3 separate regions of the Homo sapiens genome follow, and regions 2 and 3 are each linked to region 1. The links are chromatin loops, found by intact Hi-C in ENCODE. Cell type or tissue: PC-9. All regions are shown on one strand. Each heading gives the region's core, and the rest is flanking DNA. Links, peaks and the distances in the headings are about the cores only.

What was found. Hi-C counts contacts between places; a loop is a spot of excess contacts. Peaks named below come from ENCODE experiments on the same cell type or tissue, not always from the same donor. Only the 100,000 strongest peaks of a DNase experiment are listed, where the experiment ranks them.
Region 2: it touches region 1 in a loop (4-fold over the local background); 2 of 110 quality-filtered maps call a loop at or near these places.
Region 3: it touches region 1 in a loop (9-fold over the local background); 2 of 110 quality-filtered maps call a loop at or near these places.

Annotation. Positions count from the first base shown.
Region 1 is chr5:142,400,556-142,408,030 of GRCh38, forward strand. The region is part of intron 3 of SPRY4-AS1 (SPRY4 antisense RNA 1); the gene reads left to right. Among named protein-coding and RNA genes, the nearest start is that of SPRY4-AS1, 79 kb to the left of the region's middle. In PC-9, for the core only: no CTCF peak of the experiment used is centred there; a DNase peak (open chromatin) is centred at 3,246; H3K4me3 peaks cover 1,586 bases; H3K27ac peaks cover 2,844 bases.
Region 2 is chr5:142,154,213-142,161,687 of GRCh38, forward strand. LOC107986455 (a long non-coding RNA gene) reads right to left here. Exons shown (of 3, transcript XR_001742907.3): 3 at 199-2,760. It overlaps NDFIP1 (Nedd4 family interacting protein 1), which reads left to right. Exons shown (of 8, transcript NM_030571.4): 8 at 1-228. Among named protein-coding and RNA genes, the nearest start is that of NDFIP1, 49 kb to the left of the region's middle. In PC-9, for the core only: no CTCF peak of the experiment used is centred there; no DNase peak of the experiment used is centred there.
Region 3 is chr5:142,468,623-142,476,097 of GRCh38, forward strand. No RefSeq gene overlaps it. Among named protein-coding and RNA genes, the nearest start is that of SPRY4-AS1, 150 kb to the left of the region's middle. RefSeq lists enhancers at 3,682-3,976, 5,878-6,446, 6,447-7,014. In PC-9, for the core only: no CTCF peak of the experiment used is centred there; a DNase peak (open chromatin) is centred at 3,879; H3K27ac peaks cover 4,308 bases.

The DNA of each region.
Region 1 (7,475 bases), core at 967-5,966:
GCTGGCAATGGCTGAGGAGCCTGGGGTCAGCAGGCAGCTGGATTGGAGAGAGCTCTCCACTGTAAGCCAGCTCCGGGCTCCTGTCCTGTTTCTGTGTCTGCCTTGGGGCACATCTTCAATTTCCTGAGCCCTTGCTTTCCATTTCCTAAAGTGGGAGCGCTGACAGCGCCCTGCCGACCTCCGAGTTTGTGAGAGAGCCTCCCAGGAGCTGATGAGAATCTCTGAAACCATCGTGAGAACTATCAGGACTCTATAGCTGTAAGGTCGTTTGTCTCTCTCATTTGATTGAAGGCTGGGCTAGACAAGTGCTAGGAAGACCCTCAGGACTTGGGCTGGGATCTGACCTTCATGAATTGCAGACTATAGACCTTAGGTAAAAAGTGGGCAAGAAGAGGCCGGGCGCGGTGGCTCACGCCTGTAATCCCAGCACTTTGGGAGGCGAGGCGGGCGGATCACGAGGTCAGGAGATGAAGACCATCCTGGCTAACGCAGTGAAACCCCGTCTCTACTAAAAATACAAAAAATTAGCCGAGCATGGTGGCGGGCGCCTGTAGTCCCAGCTACTCCAGAGGCTGAGGCAGGAGAATGGCGTGAACCCGGGAGGCGGAGCTTGCAGTGAGCTGAGATCACACCACTGCACTCCAGCCTGGGCGACAGAGCGAGACTCTGTCTCTAAAAAAAAAAAAAAAAGTGGGCAAGAGGAAGCCTAAAATGTATGGCCCATGGCCTGAAAGTTCTCAGGGGTCATGGATGAGGATGTGAAAGAAGTTTGCTGGGCAGGGCAGTCTCTGGCCTGGGGCAGGTTTCTGGCTGGAGTAGTTAATTCAGTGCCTTTTACTTGTTAGAAAGACAGAAAGATACTTTTTCCCCTCTTTCTTTTAAAAAGTAATAGGGTTTTCTGAATACAAAAGAGTCACATATCTATTTAAGAATTTTGGGCTGGGCACCGTGGCTCACGCATATAATCCCAGCACTTTGGGAGGCAGAGGTGGGTAGATCTCCCAGGAGTTCCAGACCAGCCCAGGCAACATGGCGAAACCCCCTCTCTACAGCAAATACAGAAATTCGCTGTGCATGGTGGCACACGCCTGTAGTCCCAGCTACTCGGGAGGCTAAGACCAGAAGATGACTTGAGCCCAGGAGGTCAAGGCTGCAGTGAGCTGTGTTCACACCACTGCACTCCAGCCTGTGTGACAGAGCGAGACCCTGTCTCAAACAAAAAAAGAACTTTGAAAATAAAAAGACGTGTAAGGAAATCAAAACCACTCATGATTATCCAACTCTCATAAATAACACTGGTAATATTTTTGTCTATCTCCTGGTATTTACTTCATTGTGCCTATGTGTCATGTATATGAGAGATGGCTTACAAAATTTGATATGTACAGCTTCAGAATCTGTTTTGTACATAATGTAAACATCTTCCTGTATCTTTAGATTTTTCTTACAGCCTGATTTTTAGTTGTTATGTAACAGTTTTAACTGTTCTGCCATATATAATATATTCCTTTTATTGGATAGAAGACTTTCCAATTTTTTAGCATTATAAAATCATATTGTGGTTAAATCTTTACAGATAAATCTTTGTGCATGTGGAATTACAGGGTCGAATGGGATGTCCATGTAAGAATTTTTGTATGCTCTAATTGACCTAAAGAAATGCTAATTTGCCTTCCTATTGTTGTGTGAGGGGGCATAATGATTCTCTGAATCCTGGCCCTTGCTGGGTATTATTGGATTTTTAGGACTTCGCCAAATGCTAGATGGGAGAAGCTTTGCTTTTTTTAATTTTTTTTTTATACAGGTCTTGCTCTGTCGCCTAGGCTGGAGGGCAGTGGTACAATAATAGCTCACTGCAGCTTTGAACTCCTGGGCTCAAGCTATCCTCCTGCCTCAGCCTCCTGAGTAGCTGGGACTGCAGGCATGCCACTATGTCTGGCTAAATTTTTATTTTTGTAGAGACGGGGCCTCACTATGTTGCCCAGGCTGGTTTCGAACTTCTGGTCTTGAGCAATCCTCCCACTTCGGCTTCCCAAAGTGTCGGCATTACAGGTGTGAGGCACCATGCCTGGCCTTGTTTTTATTTTATTATGCCTTTTTTTCTGGTTCCCAGTAAGGTCATTTTTTTCCCCCATATAATTAATAGCTATTTTTATGTTTTTGTGAATTGATTTACGTATCCTTTATTCATTTTCCTATTGGGGTGCTTGTATTTTTCTTACTGATTTATGCAGACTCTGTAATAAAAATATTAACCCTTTGTGGGGATCAATACATTTTTAATAGTGTGATGAAATATTTTAATAATGGATCAAAGCAGAAGGCTTGATTCCAGGGGAAAAATTTTTTAAGCTACCCGCCTCTTTCCCTACACATAAATCCAGAGATAAGTAGTATCTTAGTACTTAAACATGTCTTAAAGCATGGACAGGCTCCCTTCCTTCCTTCCTTCCTTCCTTCCTTCCTTCCTTCCTTCCTTCCTTCCTTCCTTCCTTCCTCTCTTCTTCTCTCTCCTCCTTTCTGTCCTCATTTCTCTCCTCCTTTCTCTTTCTCTCCTTCTTCCTCTTTCTCTCCTCTCTTTCTTTCTTTCTCCCTCTCTTTCTCTCTTTCTCTCTCTTCCTCTTTTTCTCTCTTTCTGTTTCTCTCTCTCTCCCTCTCTCTTTCTCTCTCTCTCTTTCTTTATTTTTTTTATTTTTTATTTTTTTGATGGAGTCTCGCTCTGTCTCCCAGGCTGGAGTGCAGTAGCACGATCTCTGCTCACTGCAACCTCCATCTCCCAGCTTCAAGCTATTCTCCTGCCTCAGCCTCCCGAGTAGCTGGGATTACAGACGTGTGCCACCACGCCTGACTAATTTGTGTATTTTTAGTAGAGATGGGGTTTTGTCACATTAGCCAGGCTGGCCTCAAACTCCTGACCTCAGGTGATCCGCCTGCATCGGCCTCCCAAAGTGTTGGGATTACAGGCGTGAGCCACCGTGCCTGGCCATTACCTTTGTTTCATGGGTGAGTTAGTCTGGCAACTAGACTAGGGCAACCCACCCACCCCACCCCTAGAGCTGGTCACAGGCACAGCTGAGCTTGAACTTGGGCTTCACACGTGTGTTTACACGCACCACTTGTCATTGCCTGTGACTTTCCTGTCCCTGCTCCTCCTCTTTCAAACACTCCCTGGAGCCATTTAGTGCCTAGATGATGCGTGTTTTTATACCAGCCACTCTACTCGAAAGCAAAATCTGTTTGAAAGCTGTGTTACAGGTTTTTCCAGAACTTCCAGTTTTTAAGAATCTCTTCCCCTTGCTGCAGCTTCCTTTGTACCATGCAGCCACTGGCTCCAAAGGGACCTTCTACCAGGGAATTTGATTACTTGGATAGAGCCCTTCTGTCGACCACTGACCTCAGGGCTAGCTCCCCAAAACGTCGCCTTCTCTACGCTCGTTTCTGCAAAGTAGCAACAGGTCAGTTAGGATGTGGATTTTCTTGCTCTCTCAAAGGTTCTTTTATTTAAATATGTTCATACATTTTTCTCCTACCGCTCTCTTTCCTGAAAGAATGAAGTTAGAGGATTAGGTTGCTAAGTTTAGCTCTTGCTGACGCACTGGCCTCTCACTAGCAGTCTCCTCGTGTCTCAGTGTTTCTTTAAGCCTCGCTTTTTTGCTGGTAGACGCACACCATCACATCCTACATAATATTTAGCTCTGAGGCGTTTCCAGATGGGAAGTGCGTTTCTGTATTTTCATAGCCGTGTTCTCTACGTGAATGGACTGGCGTGAAGCTGGGGGCTGACGGCTGGCAGGGCAGGTAGGGAGGCTGGCAGCGGCCTGAGAGAGGTGAAGATCCCCGGGGTGGTGGCGGGGAAAGCAATGCAGTCCTTGTCAGATGTTTGCTTGCTGTGAGGAGAGGGAGATGGCTATGAGAGGAGATCTGGGGATGGTATTTGACTGGGATATGAATGGAGCATTTTCAGGCAGGGGAGGCCCTCCTACTTGAAGCAAGCCTGAGTGTTGTTAAAGAAAAAAATTATTCTGGCACTTGTAAAAATGGTAAGGAAGACTTTAGTCAGGAGTCTTGCAACAGGGTTATTGCAATAGGGGAGAGAGATGGGGCTCAACTCTAAATGCAGCAAGACAGTTGAGGATTTACAGCTAAGAAACAGAGAAGAGGGGGTCAGTGGATGGAAAGTTACTAAGAGGAGACATCAAGGGAACGGGATTCTCACTAAACAGACCTAAAAGGACTCTTGCTAAGGGCAGGCCAAGGACTTACACACCCAAGGTAGGGGATGAAGCGCTTTATCAGGCATCAAGGGTAGGGGACTCCCTAAACTGAATTTGCAGGATTCTTGCTAAGACTGGGCTCTGCAGGCCTGGCAAGGACAGGAGGGACACAGAAGGCCAACGTTCAGAAGAAGGCTCAGAAGAGCCTAACTAAAGTTTGGTCAAAGAAAGGGTTTTTGTCAGTGCTTCCTCTCGTTCAAGGAAAGAAAAATTCTTCTTTTCTCTGAGTAATATAGGTCAATTTTTTGTTCGGTCGCCTTTTGTTCATTAAGGACCAGCTTGAATGTCTGTTGGGGCCTGGCGGTAGAGGATACTTGATGGACAACCATCAGGCATTTAAACGAGGGAGATTCATGGTCTGCTGTGGTGATGGGTCCTTTGAAGTTTATGTCAAGTCACCCAGCTTGCAAGCCTAGTTTAGATCTTGGGGGGAAGATCAGCTATAAGACAGCCTAGAGTTGCAATGAGGATTTGGGCAGTCAGCCTTTAGCTCTCAGTGACATCAGGAGGGTGGGAGAAAACGTAAAAAGTAGAAAAATTGAGAAGTTGGTAAGAACTGATGAAATGTGCAGAATGGCAAATCCAGTCCAATTCACAGTAGGTAACAAAGTAAACAGTAAAATGTAATTTATCAAGAGGTGAAAAAAGCTCAAAGGCAATGAACGGGACTAGAATTCGATAATCTGCAAGGATGTGCTATAGTTTTCTATTGAAATACAAACAAGCACTGGTCCCTGGATGGGCGTGTTGAAATGTCAGCATGGAGGGTGGCCTGGTGTTAGACAGGTCTCGGTTCAAATCCCATCACCTTGCCGGAGATGCTGGGCAGATTGGTTGCTCTCCTAGTGTCTGTTTCTTTAGCTGTGAGACATAATGAAAGCTAACATTTATTATTTCTCATGTGCCAGGCACTGCCATAAGCATTTCACATGCTTTACCTCGTTTAATCCTCACAACTTAGTGAAGCAGGTTAATCATCATCTCCATTTCGCAGAAGAGTAAACTGAGGCTTTAATATATCCTATAATATGTCCACAGATGTTGCTAACCTGCAAGTAGAGATTGAAGCTCATGTACTTAAAATGAGTTTGGCACTTTTCAGGTACCTGATAAATGTAAAACATTTTTTTCCTCCAAAGTATATGTGGGAAAACTGAAGCTATAGAGTGTGCCTGAGCCCAGCCAGATTCAGTAGGCGGGGCTCTCCCCCAAAAAGGGAAAATCCTGAGACACTCATCAGTGGAGGGATGGAGCCTACTGTGAGGGTTCTGGCAGAGCCCCTGCGTTTTGTCCTCTGGGGGCAGCTCTCCTGGGAGTTGGAGAGAGGCTTTGACCCAGCCTTTGCTGGCCACTGGGCAGGACCTAGCTGGGAGCAAGTGCCAGGGCCAGCAGAGGCTTGTCCAGAGATGACTCTCGCTGGCTGTGCTGTGTTTGCTGTGTGCCTGGTAGGCACGCATCTCAGTTATTCTCACATCTCTGCAGTAGGTATCCTTCACCTTCCCATGCAGATGGAATTGAAGCTCCAAGAGGGTAACCAACCGCCCAGACACATTTGAAGTAGTGAGGCAGGGATTTGAGCCCAGGTCTGGTCCCTGAGCCCATGCTCTCTGTTCTGCTGTGCACCTTGGGTGATCAGGGAAGCAGACCCAAGCTAGGGAAGAAGTCATGTGGGCAGGGCTGAGGCACTGGAACAGAGTGGGTAACGCAGGATCTTGGGAATCTGACACACTGGGGTTCAAATCCTGGCTCTGCCACTTCGTAGCTCTGTGAGCTTGGAAGTGACTTAATTTCTCTGATCCTTGGGTCCCCATCTATAAAAGAGGAGAGCCATAACTACCCAGAGAGTGTAAGGATGACATGAGAATGTATATAGAGCCTTGGCATGGGCCCTGGGGTGTGATGAGCATTCAGTAAATGCTGGCTGCTGTGGGCACATGGGAATTGCTGGGCACTTTCTCATCCACTTGATCTCCTTGGCTCTTAGGGAAGGCAGACGCTGGACGGCAGGTCTCTCAGACACAGGAGAGACCCTTAGCTTTATTTATCCACCCTGGGATGTATCCCTGGGAGCTGTGTATCAAAATTATAGCCACTGAAGGTTGGAAGGACAAAGGGGAGGCTAGGCCTGGATATAGCATCTTTACAGTGGTCCAACTTCCCTCTTGCTGGTGATGTCCAAAGAGAAAGGCCAGCACAGCGGCTCAGATGGGCGTAGCGGGACTGCCTGGAGGAGCCTATGCAGTGGGCTTGGGCAGGGTCCAGAGTTACTGGTGGCGGGGGTGGACGCTGTCAGTGTCTCCCCCAGACTCCACTGAACCTTTTATATCAGGTGCCCTAGAGTAGCACCTGTTTACCTAGACCTGCCTTCCAGAGACACTGTCTCCCCACCTTGTGAGCTCCTGGCTGCCATGACCTCCGCACTTGCCCTGAGAGGCTGTGAGGATGAAATGCTGATGTACATGAAGCTCTTAGCCTAATACTTCACATTCAGCGAGCGCCCACCTTCTGACTGTGGCCATTAATTTGTGGATTCAAGTAATGTTTTAGGTTGAGAGGTCATAGTTATGAAGAAAACAGTCCCCACCCTCATGGAGGTCACACGCTAGTAGGGAAGATGGATGAGAAACATGTAAGCAAGTAGATTTGATTGTAATATTGGAGTGAAGAACAGTAAAGCAGGGAGAGGGAACAAAGACATCGTTGGTGTGGCTGGGAAGGAAGGCTTTTATTGGGAGATAACAAGTGAGCAGAGACCCTGGGGATATGGAGGTGCCAATCATGAGAATGTTGGGGGAGGCCAGGTGCGGTGGCTCATGCCTGTAATCCCAGCACTTTGGGAGGCCGAGGCGGGTGGATCACTTGAGGTCAGGAGTTCGAGACCAGCCTGGCCAACATGGTGAAACCCTGTTTCTACTAAAAATACAAAAATTAGCCAGGTGTGGTGGTATGCCTGTAATCCCAGCTACTGGGGAGACTGAGGCAGGAGAATCACTTGAACCCAGGAGGCAGAGGCTGCAGTGAGCGGATATCATACCACTGCACTCCAGCCTGGGCGACAGAGCAGGACTCTATCTAGACAGACAGACAGGTAGGTAGATAGAATTAATGTTGGGGAGCATCCCAGCAGAGCCTCCAGGTGGGACTGAATCTGGTACAACAAGACAGAGAGGAGGGATAACTAGGAAATGAAGCCAGGGTGGA
Region 2 (7,475 bases), core at 885-5,884, 250 kb before region 1:
TTATTTACTTAAGGTTATGGAGTAAACTAGCTTGGACCTTGGGCTGCAGGACGACTAGGATTCACCCATAACGACACAGTGCCCTATGTTTCTTAACTTCTTGTTGCCATTTGAAACTCTGTACTCTTATGTTTAAAGGGTTCTGTATAGCCATTTTTTTTTTCAGAAAGTTACATTGCTTTGTATAGAAATAAAAGGCATTATTAAAATTTGCTTGTTAAAAAATGATAAGAATGAATATCTTTACTTATAGGGTCAATTTTGTTTAGAGTTTTAAAGAAACAACAGAAGTTTTAGTGAAGTAAATGATTTTTTTTTTCCCTTTGCTTTCTTATTACATACTGACTTGAGCTCTGGCCCACCGTGAGTCATTATTAGTACAGATGAAATTTTGTTTGGTCTTCACTATGTGTTTTTTGTTTGTTTGTTTTTTGAGACGGAGTCTCGCCCTGTCGCCCAGGCTGGAATGCAGTGTTGCGATCTCCACTCACTGCAACCTCCGCCTCCCAGGTTCAAGCGATTCTCCTGCCCCAGCCTCCCAAGTAGCTGGGATTACAGGCGCGCGCCACTACGCCCAGCTAATTTTTATATTTTTAGTAGAGACGGGGTTTCACTATGTTGGTCAGGCTGGTCTCGAGCTCTTGACCTCGTGATCCGCCCGCCTCGGCCTCCCAAAGTGCTGGGATTACAGGTGTGAGCCACCGCACCCAGCCTTCACTGTGTTCTTATACTAAAATATACTCTACTTAGCTATAAATGGTTTACATTCAAAGGAAGAAGTAAGATAACTACTGAAGTAGAGTATCAGGACCAATAGAAGTGATATTTCAATTTGAGTGATTGCCTGAGGGGGTAAGATTCTGGGGTGAGAATCTAGACCCTAACAAAACTAGACCCCTGGCCTCAGGCTTTACATCCAGTCCAATGCCCTCTTCCCATTGTCCCAACCTTCTGGAGGGTTGGCGTGTAAACATTGACATAAAATGAAAAAAATCATTTGACCGTGCTTCTTGTAAACATCAGTAATCTAATTTTAACTGAAAACATGCTAAGAATAGACATGGAATTGTACATTTATGTAAAGTAGGAGGATGTGTGTTTGTATAGATAGATGGATGCATAGATTTTTTTTTTTTTTTTTTTTTTTTTTTTGAGACAGGGTCTCGCTCTGTTGCCCAGACTTAAGTACAAAGTCGTGATCTTGGCTCACTGCAACCTTCACCTTCCAGGCTCAAGCCATCCCACCTCAGCCTCCCCAAGTAGCTGGGACTACAGGCATGTGCCACCACACCCAGTTAATTTTTGTATTTTTAGTAGAGACAGGGTTTTGCCATGTTGCCCAGACTGGTCTTGAATTCCTGGGCTCAAGCAATCTGAAGTGCTGGAATTACAGGCGTGAGCCACCTCACCTGGCCAGTAGGAGGGTATATTTTATGAAAAAGTAGTTGTGACCCCTATTACCTATGTGAATCTGGTTCTTGGTTAAACCTCAGTGGTGAATATAGGTTAATCATGTGCAAAATGTATAATAATTTTCAGGTTCTGTGGGTGGTTCAGCTGTTCAGAAGATTTTCACCTCTCAGGCTTTTAGAATATGAGTTGAGGAATGATGAGGGTCATAACAGAAGGCAAAATATGCTTCCATAGATGGTTTATATATTTAAAAAAAATGTTTTTTTGCGTATTTTAAACCCTAAATAGTGTTTCTATCCTGTAAGATGGATAAGGTGGATTGGGTGAGAGCATTTGTTAAAGCAGTAGTACAGTACTCTTGCATCTCCTTTTCCCTTTTGCGTATACCTGTACACGTTTGTGTATGTGTATAATTGTGTTCTTTTAGACTACCTACAGAAAGTGCCCTTTGACAAGTAGCCTCTGCATGTTGGTTCTTTGTAGGCTCTACTGTTAATGTGGAAGACATCTCAAAGAAATACACTGGGAATTCCCAAAGGGGAGAGTAAGTTTAGGTTGAAAGTGAAAGAGGTGTTCAGGAGGAAATGATGGTTGTAGAAATTGATTTTTGTATCATCTCCATTCTAAAAAGAAGCTATTTTATAACCCAGTTGATTGTATCACCTACAACTTTATGGCCTATAGAAAGAACTGCTCTTACGTAAAGTACATGAATTGAGAGCTGTCCTCCCGAAGCCAGTTTCCCTGACTATAAAATCTGAAATAGTCCATCTACTGCGTGGCATTTTAATCCCCTCAGTCCTCCATTATTCTCAGAATTTTCCGCTTATAGGATAAATACATTACTCAAAGGTTTTGTGTTAATTTTTATACCTGTTTTTACTTATAGCCTGTTTCTTTTTTTCTTTACCAAAAAGCATCGTCTTCTGATTTTGAGAGTTTTAATTCTTAAGTATCAGTTGATGAATTAATAAAATGTAAATGTAAATGCACATCTCTTAAACCTGAATACAGAACATATTAATATAGAGGATTCTCCTACATTTATGCAGGATTTTACCTAGGTCAGAAACTGAGATGCAATTGTGTGAAATAGATGTCGTCCAACCTGCTTTGTATGTTGTTCATTCTGCTCTAAAAACAGCTAATTTTAATCATTGATGTAGGAAATAAATGTTTCACAGACTTTTCCCCATTCATTAGTGATTGCAGATTCATAGACATCAAAACTGAGAAAAGTGGTTTCCTCTAAGCCTTAACAAAGATTAGTGCTGGAGCTCTGGGAAGATGGCAGTATTCATTGTTATTCTTCAGTTGTCTGGAAGGTTCGCGAGTGATATACGCAGCCTGGGAAACAAGAAAACAGGTCAAAAATCTAAAAGAAATCTCTAAAATAGAGAAGATGATTTCCCTGACAAAGCATTATTAGAAAAAGTATAAAACTAAGGAAGTTCTGCCTTCTGGTTATGAAACCCAGCCTGATTCTAATGAAATTCAACCAAAATGCCAAAGCTAGAGTGATTTTCACCTTGCATAGTTGGGTTTGCATTCGTGTCCCCTGCTGAGAGCTGCTTTGCCTCCCACTTCCCCTCCCCCATTTAAGCCAGATACTTCCTGAGCCAAGTTGGAGAGGACTGGTGCAACCTATCATCATAACTGGGCTAGAGTTACTCTTGATGAAACATCCCTCTTTTCATTTGCAGAACTGTCAGAAATGCCTAAAATGCTGCTTAAGTGAGGTTTTAGAAAGAATTTTGCCATCTGCTTCCTGATTCCACATCTTTATTTTGACAGAACATTTCATAGGCCGTATTTGGCAGTTCCTCTGTTTGGATGTCATTTTAATATGTTGCTTTTTTCTCTGATTATCAACACTGAGGATTTTCATGTATATGATTTATTTCCAGTTTATATTTTAACAGATTGCAGATAAATCAGTGATTGCAGAGAAATCAGATGGATCAACATTTTCACTATTTATTACTTTTTATGTATTTATTACTATTTATTTATTACTAGTATGCTTTGGTACTATATAGTTGATGAAAATAGTGGGCACTGGTGACCTGAAGAAGCAAAATTAGCAGTCCATATTTTTATAGGTTTGATTCAGTGACTCTCAAGCCCTAGATCTGTATATGCATGGTCATGTGTAGGACAAAAATCATCTTTTTTTCTCTTTTTGGTTAATTATATATTTTGTCCCTGAGACTGTGAAGTGAGTTGAATCTGTATAACCTATTTTTGTCCGTAAGCTCTTCTCTGGTTTAGCAGTTCTCTAGATTTAGGTATTGGACTTATATATATATTTTTCCAATATCCACCTCATTGAATTATAGACTTAGTTCCTACAGTAGTTCCACAGAGCTTCCAAATAAGGGTAAGGATAATGGGTAAGTAAGTACTTACCTCTCATCTTCACTTCCATAGAAGAAGGCTGAGTGCAGTACATTTGTATCTACACTTTATAAATTATGAACTAGTTTTTCATCAAAAAATTTCATGGATGCCAGGCACGGTGGATCTCGCCTGTAATCCCAATACTTTGGGAGGCCAAGGTGGGCAGATCACCTGAGGTCAGGAGTTCGAGACCAGCCTGGCCAACATGGTGAAACCTCTGCTCTACTAAAAATACAAAAATTAGCCGGGTGTGGTGGTGCGTGCCTGTAATCCCCAGCTACTTGGGAGGCCGAGGCAGGAGAATCACTTGAACTCAGAGGCGGAGGTTGCAGTGAGCCGAGATTGTGCCACTCCAGCCTGGACAACAGAGTGAAACTCCATCTTTAAAAAAAAAAAAAAAAAAAAATTGATGGTTGGGTAGATTAAGAATTATTTTGTCTTTATATAGGTCTCAAAGCTCATGGCCACAATATTTTCCTCTTCAGAATGGCAGGACTATGGGAAGGAATGTGCATTCAGAACAACGGGGAAAGGCTATAGGGAAATTAATTTCAAAATATTTGGCTGAGTGATTGTGGACTCTTCCTTGGAAGTCTTTAAACACAGAATAGATCCTCCTATTTGGAATGACTTAAGGGTAAAGGAAAAGGAATGGATTAGCAGGCGCCTTAAAGACCCCAAGAACTTTAGAGATTTGTATGTGGCCCATGTCAGTGACAGATGGAACAGTAAGTTCAATAGACGTCATGTCTGCCGCTCCCAGGCTATGCTTCCTTTAATGTAGTGACCTTCTGGGAGCATTGTCCTCAATTGTCTGCAAGAGGGAAAGGAGTACATCTAAATTTCTGGTAAACTTAATTTGGGTGGCTTATTACCTACTGTTATGTATCTTTTAAAGATCCAGTGATCCAAAAAGCTGTGCTTTGCCCAAAATTCCAAAATGAGAAAACCATAAAAACCACCCTCTAGTTTCTGGAGCCATTTTCAAATCTGTGTTGATTCTGAAGGAATTTCATTTACGTAGCATTTTCACATGTTAACAGTCCTTCCCCTAAGGGATTATGGGTAGAGGAAAGAAGATGAGGTGGTAAGGAGGCACTGGAGGAGATGAAGTCTGATTTGTTTAGAAAGGACCGATGGAGGAGTGTAGCAGACACTCCTTTTGTTCTTTGCTCCTGCTTTAATCCTTCAGACCCACAGGACAAGATTGCCAGCTAATTGCAAGGAGCCCGTAAAAGAGAATTGGCCTAAATTGAAGAATAAATATATTTTTTTTTTAATTCTTCCTTTATTTGGGTCACTTTGCTTTACATATGTTTATGTCTCCAAAAAGTGGTTGGATACCCTCTTGAGAGGTTTTCTTTACAAAAAAGAAAGAAAAAAAAATCTGAAATTCCAAAGCCTCTTTCCCTGCCATTGTAGCACTTAGGCAAAAGCATGAAGAACTAAATCCACTAGACTGTAGTTTAAACTTGAAAAAACAAAAACAAAAAACCCCAAAAAGACTATAATGTGCTTTAGAGTGGCATTTTTATACAAGTGACTCATTGCTAGCAGTATATTGACCATTTTAAAGTGCAATCTGATCTTTCATGGGTAGACATTTAAATTCTCTGAGTACAGACACTGTACTTGGGACAAATTATTATATTTGTACCTTGGTGCCAATCTTAATCATGTACTCATTGGGTGCTTATTTTCAAATACCTGATCCTTCTAAAAACAGTATACTAAAACCTGTTGTTAAACATATATCAAGTTTAATAGCAAGCCATGGATACTTTTTACTGCCTTTTATTTATTGCTGGGTGTATTTTATTAGAAGGAAAGGTAAGTAAATGTGTTTTGCAGAAAATATGTAGTATAAGTCAGCTCCAGTAGCAGTTATTATTTTTTAACTAGATGGCGGAGCATTTACACACTTAGTTTATTAGTGACCTTCCCATAAAATTTTTAGGAACACAGGGCCAAACAGAGGTCATAAGTTTATCCAAGCCAACCCACTTCTTTGGTGACATCAGACAACTGAAGAGAAGCCAAGAAAACGTTCCCTCCATCTTCAAATTCTATGTGTCCTTGGCTTTGCCTCCATCCATAGTGGTTTATTCCCCTCAGAAAGAATTGCAGATGGAATTTGTATAATCACCTGTGTTAGAAGTGATGATCTACTTTGAAAAATACAGTTTTTATGTATTATAAATAATTGTGCTCTGCCTTCTTGCATATAGTTGCTTTGGGCCTTTATTTGATAAAAACTATCTTATTAGCCAGTTATGACATACATGACTTTATGCTGGATGTAGTATATACAAAGATTTGTACAAGACAGCCCCTGAACACAAGGAGGTTTTAGTCTGGGAGGAGATTGGTAGGAGACAAAGTGCTTTCCTGTCCAAGAAATCTTAATATGTAATGTTTTTCTGCTTCGTTTGCATAGTGATGGAAGAAGCTTTTTACACTTTTCAAGCTTGCTGCTAACTTAATTTTCACCAGAAGGGCACTTTTAAAGATGTTCGTAAAACCAAATGCCCTCAAAGGAGAGATTACTGCCACTTGAAGAGGCCACCCCCAAAAGGGCCAAAAGGATGGGGGAACATCTCAGGGTGCTATGTGGCCAGGACCTAGAAAACCAGCTGCCAAGGGGACTTGTGACTGTTAGCCTAGGGCTTGAGCCCTCGCTCCCCATTTACTGGCTGTGTAATCTTGGGTCATTTGCATGTCCTATCCAAGCTTTGGTTTTCTAATCTGTGTGCTGGAATATTTTCTCACAGGGCCATTTTTAGGGAGGTAAAGTGCCCAGCATCTAGCAAACAGCTCTTCACAGCTGATCAGCTATAGTATTGGGTCTAAGGGCAGGACATGAAAAGCCCAAACCTATAATTCAAACCGAGGGAATTCATTTCCTTTTCAGGACCGTATAGCTCTCATAAACCCTGCCTTTCCTCATTCCTTCTTTCCTAAATGTCATTAGGCCATCCCTGATAAATCAGATCATTCTTATCCTCCTAAATTCCTGCAGCCCAGATGAGAATATGATTTACTATTGCTTTTCTGGTAATATTATCATATGTTTATGTGGGAACTTATATACATGTTCATTTGATCTTCACAGATTACTATAAAAGGGATTATTTTGCGTTCTTTACCACCAAGCAACCAAAGCCTCCCTCCCCCGGCAAATAATTTTCCAACACTCACTAACATCAAAACACTCTACAGATTCAATAAACTTTGATTCTCATTTCCTTTCCTGAGTTCTATAGGCTGAAACTCTGGCCTCTTTTTTGCTTAGTCCATTTGTATTACATTACAAGACTTGCCGTATACTATCTTTGTATGGATTTAGGTATTCGAAGCAGCCTTTGAACTTCTTATCCTTTGCTTTGTTTCTTTCTGCACTGGCCTTACATTCTCTGCTCTTTTCCCTGCCCTTTCCATGTCTTCTTTGCCGCCCTCTCGACACCTCCCCCTTCCCCTACGTTTCCAGTGCTGCTTAGATCACTCTTGTTACTTCTCTGTCCTAAATTCCTACACAACTGTAGATAGGGCCATTTTCTCAGTGGCCGCTCTCCCTTTCCTTTCTCCAAATCTTAACCCTGGGCCATTTGAACCCTAGTTACTTCTTTTTTTTGTTTTGTTTTGGTTTTTTGGTTTGTTTGTTT
Region 3 (7,475 bases), core at 839-5,838, 68 kb after region 1:
TGACCCCCCCGGCCATCTGACTCGAAGCCTGCGTTCTTACCCACCACGCTTGCCACCTTCTGCCCAGCATCGCGGAGTACCTGGGTTTTGCTTGATGAAAACGCCATGGAATCAGGAAGCTGGTGGAAGGAACGTGGCTGAGCCCCTTCCAGGTTCTTTTTGTTCAGTTAGCCCCTTGGGCAAACCTGTAGGAAAAAACTTATATTTCAGAACAAAAAATTTCAAACTCATAGAAACAGCAGAAAAGCATTTGCCAGGGGCTGGGTGGGGGGCAGAGGATATGGGGAGATGTTGGTCAAAGGGTACAAACTTTCAGTCCTAGGATGAACAGATTTGGAGGCACTGATGTACAGCCTGATATGACTATAGTTAATCATACTGTATTATATATTTGAAATGTGCTGAGAGTAAACCTTAAACCTCATAAAAAAAAAACAGGTGATGGATATGTTAATTAATTTGGGGTAATCAATTTACAATATTTACATCTATCAAATCATTACATTATACTATTTTAATATATACAATTTTTTTTTTTTGAGACAGAGGTTCACTCTTGTTGCCCAGGCTGGAGTGCAATGGCGTGATCTCGGCTCACCGCAACCTCCACCTCCCAGGTTCAAGTGATTCTCCTGCCTCAGCCTCCCTAATAGCTGGGATTACAGGCATGTGCCACCACGCCTGGCTAATTTTGTATTTTCTTTAGTAGAGACAGGGTTTCTCCATGTTGGTCAGGCTGGTCTCGAACTCCCGACCTCAGGTGATCCGCCTGCCTTGGCCTCCCAAAGTGCTGGGATTACAGGCATGAGCCACTGTGCCCAGCCTAAATATATACAATTTTAACAGTTACACCTCAATAAAGCTGAAAAAGATAAAAATAAAACCAAAAAAATGAGGTTTAGAAGCATAGACGGCTATGTGACATGGTTCTCTAGGAGAACGAGTCGGAGGTCCGTCTCAGCACCTTAACTTCCCAGCTGGCCACTTCTAGGTGTGGAATTGAGGAAGTGTTGCCACAGCCCACAGGTGCAGGTGAGAATGTGCGCCTGTGTTGAGGAGGCTGGGGGAGGTGGATGGAGCATTCGGCTCCACGGCCTTGGATGCGCAGACTTGTGGGGCCTTTCTCACTCTGCTTTTGTGTGGCCAGACCCCTAAGCACTGGACTCCTGTTCCCTCCAGGGACCTCTCTCCTGCTGTCTCCTCACTCTCTGCTTCTGAGAGTAAGAGATGGGGCCTATTTTTGCTCTGTCTGCCCTCCTTCCCAGGAGGCTGAGAAATAACTTGGACTGAGGCCTGCCCCATTGAAGAAGGCCTGACAGTTCTTTTTTTGCCCACTTGTCATGTTGTCTGTCTGTTCATTCATTCCCATTCATTCTCTCCAGGGTCCACCCTTACCCTCCTCTGGCTGGAGAGGACTGGGAGAGTGGCCTAGGTTTACTCCGTTCTAGGCATTGGGTCCGTCGCCCCATTTGTCTTGCTTGTTCTTCTTGCTGGTGTGTTGTGGTGGCTGGCTCTGGGTGGAGGCACAGATTTGGGTCTGGGGGTGGGCATTCAAGAAAACCCCTTGGGGCACTCAAGCCTCGCTAGCTCCAGTGAGGGAGCTCGCAAGCCAGCCAGTGTTGCTGGGGTTCTACTCAGAGCCAGAGGCCAACCAGCCAATAATAAGGTGTTACTTTGCCTTGCTCTGTCCTCCTTGCACCCCTTTCCCTTGGGGCCTCATGGGGAAGGGTGGCTGATTTGTGGTAGGATTTGGGTTTTCTGTGTCCTGGCCAGTCCCTTCATGATGCCCTGTTACTCTCACTCCTGCAGACTCTGTGTGCCTATGAGTGATGAGCAAACTTTGTTAGGTGAGTGGGGTCCAGATGGAAAATGATGGGAAAAACCATGCTAATGTCATGATGCATTGAACAGGAAAGCCACTGATGGAGATGAAAGCATTTGTGTAAAGTAGCCTGGAAGCCTGGAAAGGGAGGGGAACTGTGGGAATTGACGGGAAAGGGAAGTCAGAAGGCCTGGCTTCTAGATGGAAGTCCTGTTTGAAGGGAAAATTAGTGATGCTTAAAATACTATGTTTAACATAAATTAAAGGGGATTTTGACTAGAATCTGGAGTAAATCTTATTTGTCTGACACTTAAATCCTTGCTTCTAGAATGCCCTCTCCTTGCAAAATAACAGTATTTCAGGTTTTGGTTACAATGCTGTATGAATAGATCTTGGTTTAGAAGGGCAATTGATCAGCCCCATGTGAGAGTTATTTACAGTACCTTTCCTTTTAGTAACATCTGAAACAAAGGTTGGTTTTTTAAAAAGTCTTTGTAGCATTCCTGACAAAACTTAAGAGACTTGCCTGATGGCACCGCTACATGCAGTTTGGTTTGTAATCTAGGGACAGTTCCAGCATGCAGAGATTCAGAGTGGGTTTCTTTGTGGTTTGTCTGCACCTGCCGGAGATCTGGTGCACCTATTAAACTTACAAGGCAGCTATTAGCCACCAACTGACACCAAGATTATAGGTTAAACTCTGAATTGGTTTAAACGGTGTCATCTGTCCACCAGGGCAGAGAGCAAGGTGGGGGGCATGTGTTTGGCAAATGGTAGGAAGTCACTCCAGCCTGGGGAGGAAAGTCTGATTATTAGCAACGGTAACACACAAAGAGGAGCGGGGTTGGGGTGGGCTTGTTGGAAAAGCCTTGAACCTGGAGTCAGAGAGACCCAAGTGTTGAATCCTGATTGTGTAACTCTGGTAAGCCTCAGTTTGTCATCTTGAAAATGGGAATGATAGGCCGGGCACGGTGGCTCACGCCTGTAATCCCAGCACTTTGGGAGGCCAAGGAGGGCAGATCATGAGGTCCGGAGATTGAGACCATCCTGGCTAACACAGTGAGACCCCGTCTCTACTAAAAATAGAAAAAAATTAGCCGGGCGTGGTGGCGGGCGCCTGTAGTCTCAGCTACTTGGGAGGCTGAGGCAGGAGAATGGCGTGAACCCAGGAGGCAGAGCTTGCAGTGAGCTGAGATCGCGCCACTGCACTCCAGCCTGGGTGACAGAGCGAGACTCCATTTCAAAAAAAAGAAAAAAGAAAGAAAATGAGAATGATAATACCTGATTTACAAAACAGAATTCAATGAATTTGAATTCACACAATTCTTGCTGACGTTCACACAATTCTTGCTGACACATTCACACAATTCTTGTGACATTCACACAATTCTTGCTGACATTCTTGCTGAATTGTGACATTCACACAATTCTTGCTGACACAGTACCTCACACCTGTAATCCCAGCACTTTGGGAGATTGAGGCAGGTGGATCTCCTGAGGCCAGGAGTTCAAAACCAGCCTGGCCAACATGGCAAAACCTCATCTCTACTAAAAATACAAAAATCAGCTGGGCGTGGTGGTGCATGTCTGTAATCCCAGCTACTCGGGAGGCTGAGGCACAAGAATCGCTTGAACCTGGGAGGCGGAGGTTGCAATGAGCTGAGATCGTGCCACTGCATTCCAGCCTGGGTGATAGAGCAAGATTCTGTCTTAAAAAACAAAACAAAACAAAACAAAACAAAAAACAAAAAAAAAGCTACACCGAGCTGCCTTAGTAGAAAAATAGCAGCAGCAGCATTGAAAAGAGAATTTTGTACAAGTCTCCAGCCTGCTGAATAGGGTAATTGAGAGAAAAGTTAAGCGTGCAGCTCTGGAGTCACACAGACTTGGATTCAAGTCTTGGCTGTGATACTTACATATGCTCAGGGTGTGCGACCTAGGGTGACCTCTCTGAGCCACAGTGTCCTCATTAGGATCATGGTAACATACATATCTATAGAGTCATGAAGAGTAAATGACACTACAATACAGTGCTGGGCTCACAGCTCCGGAAATGCTCATAGGCTCCGGAAATGCTCAGTCACCTTCTCTGTTAGTCACCTTGTTCCATCAAGCAGCATTTTTTCCTCTTGCATCACCACTACTTACTCTAAACTGGATTTTACCCTGAGTAGGGTAAAATTTTTCCCCTCTTCCTACAAGTACCCCCAGAAGCTTCCTACAAGCATGCCCCAGACTTTACTAATTGCAGGCCACCTGCCCAATTTCTGCCACCATTGCCTGCCTCCTCCATTGTTATTTAATATTTCTTCAAATTAACTTTTTAATACTTAAATGCATTTAAAGAAAACTTCACATCACTATTATAAGCAAATAGCGAATAGATCTTTAAATAGAATGTCTATGAATCACCTAAAATCCTCATATGTGCTCTCAGACACATCCACGTTATACTTGGGGAAATACTGGTCTGGTCCTTTACTCTTTAAAGTGTGGTCTCTGGACCGCAGCCTCAGCATGCCTGAGAATTGTTAGAAATGCAGTATCTCAGACCCCATCCCATACCTCCTGAATGAGAATCTGCATTTTTAGAAGATCCCCAATGATGGACATACTTTTTTGGGGGGAATTTATTACATTTTTTATTGAAGTGACATTCATATGCACACTTTTAAAGTTTGAGAAGCAGTAGTCTAGGGGATCTTTAAAATCCCTTCCAACTCTGGTGTGTGCCTATAGCCCAGTGACTTGTAACTCTGGAGCAGAAGGATTGCTTGAACCCAGGAGTTTGAGGCCAGACTGGGCAACATAGCAAGACCCTGTCTCTGAAAAAAAAATTCTTCTAGTTCTAACAACAAAGGTCAACTATTGATATTACTCTCTCTCTTTCTGAAATCCAGATCCATATTTCCAACTGACATATTCTACTTCAGGCCTAAACCTTGCCTTTCCCCACCTCCTCATCCTTGTAACCTTAGAAGCATCCATCATTAACTCCTTCCTCCCTGTTCCCTGACATCAGTTCTTGCCAAGGATGCCCAACCCTGTCTCCATCAGCCTCTCTCTGTCCATTCCTATAGCTCCAATTGCACTTCCAGTCCCTTACATCTTAGTGCCTGGGCTGTCACCCTCTCCTTCATTCTCTTTCCTCCAACTCTTGACAGCTCTGTATTCTTTTTTTTTTTTTTTTGAGATGGCAGAGTCTCACTCTGTCTCCCAGGCTGGAGTGCAGTGGTGCGATCTCAGCTCACTGCAACCTCTGCCTCTTGGGTTCAGGCAATTCTCCTGCCTCAGCCTCCCAAGTAGCTAGGACTACAGGTGCCCGCCACCATGCCCAGCTAGTTTTTTTTTTTTTTTTTGAGATGGAGTCTCGCTCTGTTGCCCAGGCTGGAGTGCAGTGGCATGATCTTGGCTCACTGCAAGCTCCGCCTCCCAGGCTGGAGTGCAATGGCATGATCTTGGCTCACTGCAAGTCCCGCCTCCCAGGTTCACGCCATTCTCCCGCCTCAGCTTCCCGAGTAGCTGGGACTGTAGGTGCCCACCACCACGCCTGGCTAATTTTTTGGTATTTTTAGTAGAGACGGGGTTTCACCATGTTAGCCATGATGGTCTCCACCTCCTGACCTGGTGTTCTACCCGTCTCGGCCTCCCAAAGTGCTGGGATTAGAGGTGTGAGCCACCCCGCCAGGCCACATCCAGCTAATTTTTTGTATTTTTAGTAGAGACTGGGTTTCACCGTGTTAGCCAGGATGGTCTCGATCTCCTGACCTCATGATCCGCCTACCTCGGTCTCCCAAAGTGTTGGGATTACAGGCGTGAGCCACCGCGCCCGGCCCAGACAGCTCTGTATTCTTAAGGCAGCGTTGATCGTCTCAGTCCACTGCTCAGTTACCTTTAGTAATTCCCTATTATCTACCACATAGTAGCCAGGCTCCTTGGTCTGTCACTTAAGGCTCTCCACTAAGTGACTGATTGTGAGCTCTCACCTGCATATACCCTGAGCTGTAGATAAGTCAGAGGAGCTATTGCTTTATGTATGCAAAGCTTTCCTGCCCCTGCATCCTTGACTAAGGATTTCTCATTTCTGAAATGCATTTTTCTCCAACCTCCCTATTTGCTATCTCCATCTCTGAAAACTCTTAACAGCCTGAGAACCCTGCTCACATTTCACCCCCTCCCTGAAGCCTTCTGTGGCTCCCCAACTGCATAGCTGTCCTTACACGTCATAGCATGATGATGATCTCTGCCCAGAGGCAGTTACATTAGTACAAACCTTAACTCTTCAATTCTGTGTAGCAGGTGCCACTCCCAGTGCCACAGAGTCAATTTAATTTTCTTATAACTAAGTTTCTTTTCTGAGCTCCCCTTCTGCTTGTGAATATACCATCCCATTCCCCACCCTACTCCCTTTGCCTCAGGGCAGCATCTATATTCTAGAGGATTAGGGCCAAGGCAAGATGGGATCTCTTGCCTTGTGTCATCTGTCTATTTACTAGAATGCATGTCATCCTGTCCAGTCCTTAGTCACAGGGACTGGACAGTATGCTTCTTTGTCCCTTGTTTCCCTCTGCAAGACCTCGTTAGGTCCTGCAACTCTGCTCTTCCTGCATTGTCATCTCCCTTAGGCCCATGGGACCCTTCTTCTGCCCCACACCATGCTGGGGGCAAGGGAACTCTGCATGGTTGCCTAGCACCCGGATGCCTTAATGCAGCCCTGCCTCTCTGAGGTCTTGACAGTTCCCCTAGGGATGGGTCACCTCAGCTCTCAGAGCTTCCAAACCTGTCTGGAATTTTTTGCTGTTTCCCCCTCCCTTGGAGTTCATCCTGTTTGGAGGTTGGTTGGGAGACTTTAATCTCCTGTGGGGTCAGGAAGCCTTGTTCTTACATTATCATGTATTTTCCCCCAAAGTGTTAATTACCAGAGTCCATTCCATTCCCAACAGGGTGTAGTCTTTGAAGCTCAAAAGAAATTTTCTTCCTGCTTGTCATCCATTCCTTCCCTAAGGCAAGAAACACAAAATAGTCCTGCTGACTGAATAGGGCAAGGGCCATGGAAACCCGGAGAAAAATTCAGCATTAACGTTATAAAATATTCTCCTGCTCCATGATTTGTAAACCGCTTGAGGACAGGGAACTTGATTTCATTCATCTTAATATTTCCCTAGGGCAACTGACATAGTTCCTTGCACAGAAAAGGCATTAAATACACATTTTTCAGGCATAAGAATAAATGATGGAGTGTGTTTTAAATTCTGTATTATTAGCATCTAATTTATGATTTTTCATCTCACCGATATTAACAGCTGTCCATCTTTCTATAATGTGATGTTAAAATATGAATAGAAAAAAGTTAACCTAGTGATTGGACTGACTGGATAAAATCACATAAATGGGAATAAAGATATGTAACACATTCCTTTATTTACACAGCCTATATGTTAAGGACTTTCTCTTGCAGGAGGCATTGAGAGATAGCTGTGGATGAAAGATTCAAGGCCCCTGGCAGGGTTGTAGGGAGACAGATAATTAACACATGTTCAAATAAATAGGATATTTTTAGATATAGACAAGTGCTATGAAGAAATTCTTACAAGAAATGTAAAACTGCACAGAAGGAAAGGTACACAGGGCTCTGATACAGTAAAACAGAGAT